Regions from separate parts of the Homo sapiens genome. Here region 2 is linked to region 1. Evidence: chromatin contacts called from ENCODE POLR2A ChIA-PET data. All regions are on one chromosome and are shown on one strand. The core of a region is the stretch at or near the end of the contact, and the rest is flanking DNA. Distances in the headings are between cores, read along the strand shown. Region 1 holds the start of CARD6 (caspase recruitment domain family member 6). Region 2 holds the start of PLCXD3 (phosphatidylinositol specific phospholipase C X domain containing 3).

Evidence for each region. ChIA-PET counts read pairs that join two places held with the same protein, here RNA polymerase II (POLR2A).
Region 2: POLR2A ChIA-PET joins it to region 1 with 12 read pairs in PC-9. The contact joins the promoter of PLCXD3 here to the promoter of CARD6 in region 1. POLR2A ChIA-PET finds 5 or more read pairs at or near these places in 2 of 52 experiments (PC-9 and WTC11).

Annotation. Positions count from the first base shown.
Region 1 is chr5:40,839,735-40,842,789 of GRCh38, reverse strand. CARD6 (caspase recruitment domain family member 6) reads right to left here and starts at 1,423. Exons shown (of 3, transcript NM_032587.4): 1 at 1,125-1,423. The coding sequence starts at 1,407.
Region 2 is chr5:41,508,955-41,512,009 of GRCh38, reverse strand. PLCXD3 (phosphatidylinositol specific phospholipase C X domain containing 3) reads left to right here and starts at 1,409. Exons shown (of 3, transcript NM_001005473.3): 1 at 1,409-1,586. The coding sequence starts at 1,484. RefSeq lists an enhancer at 1,055-1,883.

The DNA.
Region 1 (3,055 bases), core at 174-2,673:
CTGGGATTACAGGTGTGAGCCACAGCGCCCAGCCACCTCTTATTTCACTGGAGGACAGGAATACCTAACACCTCCTATATAACTTGCATGTCAACATGTCAACTTTCAGAACTTTCTTTTTTCCACTAAAAAAAAAAATCAGATCACACCACTGTCTTGCTTAAAGTTTGAGTCCTTCCTAGCAACCTTACAGGGTAAGTGAATAAAACGAAAAATTTGAATCATATGAACAGTGTTTACTTGTGGACTTACTGTGACTCACAACAGACTCACGTCTCTTGGGGTCATTGCTAATGAAATCTGATCACAAATAATTTCTAATCAGTAAGCAAATGGCTCTATTTGGAATAGTGTGCTTTAGAAATAATAAAAGAAAAATTTCTAAGCATATAAATCTTGTCCTAAATTAGGTATCACTAACATTCACCTTTTTATCTGAGCCTCTACCTCTCTAACATCCCTTAAAATAATTTTGAATTTTTTTTTAGATTCCTAGAAAAAGAGCTAGACCTAGTCCTAGTAGTAATTTACAGAATTGCTAAATAACTGGAAGAATTGCTTTTTCATGGACTACTAGTTATCTTTGAACCATTTAAGAATTAGCACTGGAATTGCTCCAGAAAACAGCTGCTGCTGGCATTCTTATCACCAAAAAAATGAAACTACTGATTTGCCATCTATGTGTTAAAAATTATTTTCCTTGTATTTTCAAAACGGCTATACTAAGTGAAAGATACAGCTTGTGGTCTTGGCACTGTAAATATCCACGAATTCATCTACTTGAAAAACAAACCCTGGATTGTGTTATTATTAAAGTATTTTCCTTCCAACTGTGAGATTTTAGCATGTTACTGCCAGAATAATGAGCAGTTTGTTAGCACTAAAACAACTTCAAGTTTTGAGTACAGTCTGAAAAACAAATTATCGATTCAGTAGACCAATAAGATGTTAAATTTCAGAAACTTTTTAAATTCCAGTTTTTCCCTATTTCATATTTCAATGAAAATTATCTCCAGAAAAAGACTAACAAAAATAAAAGGCAACAATTTTCTTTCATTTTGTTTTCTTTTTCAGAAAGTCTGCCCCCTTCCTCTCACCCCAAAAAGTATACAAAGTCAACTTACCATGCCTTAAGCCGCAAATGGCAGCTGACTGTGGAAAAGTACTAAATAAACACTTGAGAAAATGCTGACAGGTCGCCTCTCCCTTTTTCTGTACCAAAATTAACAGCTTCCGACTTTTCTTCAGGAGATCTGTAACATTCTCCAGAGTCTCATACTCTTCCTCAGAAATCAGCCTCCGAGAAGTTAACGTGTCTAAGATAGAATCAGGATCATGTTGAAGGATTTCAAGCAACTTTTTTCTTTCTCTTTCTATGATCTCTGAGGGAGTACTCTCGGTAGCCATTGTTCCTGTTTCCTCTAAACCAGGAAATATATTATGAAATCATCCTAATGAATAAGTAAAAGTTAAAAAAAGAATGACAAAGAACAATTCTATTTGGCTAAGCTTTAACATGTCAATGATGCCTAGTGTTGGAGAGTGCAGATACAAGCACAGTGGGGCAACCCAGCTCGGAGCACTCTCTGATCCGGGGTCCTTGTGGATTATTTATCTGCTCTTTTGAAGTCTTGATAAATTCTCACCATGACTCAGACCCAGGGTCACCTCCTCCAAGAAGTCGCTCTTGAACTTCAGGTTGGACTAGGTATTCCCTGCTCAGAGAACTATACTATGATGCCAAGAATGTAAATTATTAATTGATATTTGGTGGGCAATATGGCAATATACAGCAATAAATAAATAAAGTTGAAGACAGACAAAAATAAAACTTCATATCCTTCAACCCAGCAATTCCAGTTCTAGGAAATTATCTTAAGGAAATAATTGAGCAAATGCCCGAAGATGTATGTACAAGAATCTGCATTACAACATTGTTTACAACAGTACAAAATTGAAAATAACCAAAGTTGGGGTTTAGGGAATAAATATTGACATGTCGACAGTGAAACACCAAAGAACTGTTAAAAAGGATAAAGTACATCTCTACATATTGACAAGTAATGATATCCATGATATATTGCTATGGAAACAGCAAGTTATAGATCTCATTTTTGTTTTAAAAAACTTAATGTGTATATAGTATATGTATATAATATGTATATGCAGATATGCATTATATTTTAAAGAAGACAAGAGATATCCCAAATTTTAACACTGGTTATCTCTGAGAATATGACTACAGGGAGATTTATACTTCCACTTTAAACATTACTATTTAATATTTTACATTTTTGGTTTTTTATTATTATTTATTTTAAGAAAATTACCTGGTTGGTCTTTATTTACTCCTTCATAGTTCACAAGAACCTGAAAGCGATCTGCATAACTAGCAACAGGATACTGGATGAATAAACTGTGATATTTCTTATAACATAATATTACATGGCATTCAAAAAGAATGAACTTCAGTGACCCACAATATAGAGAAATCATAACAATAGTAAGGAAAAACTGTAAATCCCAAAAGATTATATACAGTATGACAACCTTTTTAAAAGTTGAAAATAAACACACCCTTACATTTAAGAGTATACATGAAGTCATTAAAATTATACAAAACAAAAAGCAAAGAATGATAAATATGAAATTCAGAATGATGGTTACCTCGCATATGGGGAGCTTGGGGATGGGATGGGATTGGGGAGGAGATCATGGATGTCCTACAATGTAGGAGTTGGGCCTATCAGGGCTACTATATTGTTAAAGGTAAATAGCTAATATGTAAATAAAAGCAGAACATGCATGAACCAATGCTATTAGGAACCAAGGATAATGAGTAATACAATTCTGGTATCTCCAAGGTTAAAAAAGAATTTTAAAATCCTGGCTGGGCGAGGTGGCTCATGCCTGTAATCCCAGCACTTTGGGAGTCTGAGGAAGATCACTTGAGACCAGGAGTTTGAGGCCAACCTGAGCAACATAGCAAGACCCTGTCTCTACAAAAAATTTAAAAATTATCTGGTCGTGATGGTGCGCATCTGTAGTCCCAGCT
Region 2 (3,055 bases), core at 160-2,659, 670 kb before region 1:
AAAATTTGATAACCAAAATAAGGCGTTGCCTCTCCTCTATCTTTCCCATAGTGCTCCCCATTTGGGGGTGAATATTCTTAGGACTTAGCATCATTGTAGAAAATAAGGTAGGCTCTAGGTTTTTTCTTATTTTTTAATGCTATTTGGGATTAAATGGATTTACTAACCTTGAATAATTATTCTCATGTTTCATGGCTCTCTTTGTCTCCTATGTTGATTGTCATTTCCGCAATCTAATAGCATTTCCCATAGAAAAATAAAAATTTACACAACCCTGGCATGAAAGAACAGAGGTCTGTTTATTGCATTTCCATTTCCTGGGTTGCAAAAGCCCAGCACACTTTCAGTTCATCTCTTATAATTCCTATTCAGGCCACTGCTGCTCTCATTACATTTGTAAAACTTCATCTCTCTCCTTTTACTCATCTGAGAGCAGGTGGACCCAGACAGTTCTTTGGAGGCCCAGTGAGTGATTTCTCTTGAGAGAGGCACATCTTTCCAGTCTGCAAAGGAATGAAAATGCAGACAGTCACATAGATCACTTTGAATGGTGCCAAATACATTCCACCAAATGCTACTGGCAATAATTAGAGCATGTCACTGGGAGATGTGGCGATTTTCTTCCAGCATAAGGCTCCAGTCTTACCCTGAGTGCCATGAAACTGACAGGACAGAGGCAGTGTTCTCCATGGAAATAATGTAGACTTCTCATGATCTGAGAAAAGAAGGGGGAGTAGCATTTCTTGACTTTGAAATGTCTGGAGCAAGGTACCCAGGATTAAGTAGGAACCACCTAGAATTTACCATGCCCTTCACTGACTCATACTTACCAGCTATTTCACAAAGTAGGCAAAAGAGTGAATAAAGATAATCATTTTTTAATAAACAGGGTTGTGGTCTCTGGCTGAGGAAAGGTATAACCTGTTGTAGATTACAAAAAGGAAAGCTCTTTGATAAGGACGGAAAGCCCTGAAACCCAGCATGAGAAGTCTGTTCCTCAGGAGGCAATAACATCCCAAAGTCTGCTAGGATTTTAGGTTCAAGTGCAAGACTGTCTTTCATACAAACAGGACGAGAAAGTCACAGCAAAGGATCGAGCAAGCCATGGGCAAAGCAGTTGGAAAAAAATGAATAGAAAAGAAAAATAAGAAACCAGGGAAAGCTGCAGAATGGCGAGGAAAGGCAGAGACGCCTAGGAAGGATAAGACGGGAGGAGGGGGTTGGGGAGGGAGGGGAGAGCGGAGAGAGCTGAGCACGGACGTCAGGAACAAAAGCTCCAGCGGAGTCTGGCGGAGGCACTAAGGGAGCACGGGGTGTTTTGAATAATTATTAAAATTAGCATGTGTCTGCGCCATCCTGTGGGTGTGGCGCAGAGAGGAGTGTAAACTCTAGCGGGGCTAGAGCAAACATTGGATTAGCGGCAGCAGCCTGCCAGCCTGCCCGAGGAGTGCTGGGACCAGCGCGCTGCACGCCGACTGGCACGATGGCCTCGTCTCAGGGGAAAAACGAGCTGAAATTAGCCGACTGGATGGCAACTCTGCCGGAGAGCATGCACAGCATCCCCCTCACCAATTTAGCCATTCCAGGTAGGCGCGCAGGGGCTGCGGGCTAGGCGCTCGGCGCCCGCTCCACCTGCCCCGCCCTGCTTTATCTGCCACTAAGTGGTAACTTGCCACGATGCCCGCGGGAGGGAAACTCGTCTTCCAGGGTGGGTCTCAGGCCAGGCGAGCGCGTGCCGGGTAGCCTTGGGCTTCCTGGCGTTTTCCAAACCCCTAAGGACCGAGGCGCTAGAGTCAAGGTGACTGCTTTTCTCCTGGGCTTTTGAAGCAGGTTGTATGCGGAGGACTGGGGCAGAGGAGAAGCTGGGCTCCAGGATGGTGCCTCGTGACCCCCTCCTATGGTTTCTCCTGCAGATTTGGGGAAGTGGGAGAAATCTCTGGGTCTGCGGGGTGACCGTGTGTGAAGAACGCGAGCTAGTGTCAGGGGCTCGCCTTCGGTGCAAGGACCTGAGTCTATCCCTGGCATGGAATTGGGCGGATTTGATAGATTCTCGGCTACAGTCATTAATATTCGTCCCCAATCTCCTTTAAAAAGACAAAGCGCTTCCCGAAGAGTGATGAAAGTTCAGGGACCAGAGGCGGCGTGATAGCTGCCCTTGAAAAGGAGCCCAAGGGGGCGACGGGCAGAGGGCACCATTTCGTATCGGTTTGGACCCCGGGGGACCTGGCCGAGTGGCCGCTGTCTCGAGTCTGGTCCAAGTGCGTGTTGGCAACACACTTCGCCCAGGTCAAAAAAGCAAACCCTTGCGGACCGTATGTTTACTGCTCGGGACAGAAGCTGGGCAGGGGAACCTGCGTGACCTGAGCGGAGGGGTGGGATTAATAGGCAAATAGTACGGAAAAGGTGACTGAGAATGTGTCCAGACAGTCTAGAAGGAAAGAAGCGTGGACAAAGCGAGGAAGAGACCTGAGGGATCAAGAAGCTTCAGCTTGATGTGTGCGACTTGGACCAGAGACTGGGCAGGTTTCTAGGGTGGCAGCTCCTAACAACCCCCTAGATCAGGTATCCAGGAGTGAGGGTCGTTTCAGGACAGTTTACAACAATGACAGCTGGGACACGGCCATACTTTATTGTCAATTTGGCTATGCAGTTGGGCTGGGGGAGCACACACTTGATCTTTTCAGAGCTGGGCTGGAGGGCAAATTACTCATGAACAGTTCACTTCTGGCCCTGAGCTGAGCTGGGCTATTAAACTCAACGTTATGGTCTACCTCCTCTTGATCTGCCCCATCCAGCGCCCCCTCTCAGCTGTTGGAGGAAAACATAATAAAGAAAAAAACAACAAAAACAAAAACAAAAGAAGGGTTATTTTGAAAATCACTAGATGCTCCAACCAAGAGTGCTGCCATTGATCAGTCCCTCAAATCAATGGTTGTTAGTCAAGTGGATGTTTGGCAGCAATGGCAGGCACAGGCTACTACAAGTGCTATCCACAGAAGGGGCTGTCTCCTTTCGTCCTTCTTCAACAGATAGCTTGCTACCGGCCAGGAATCTC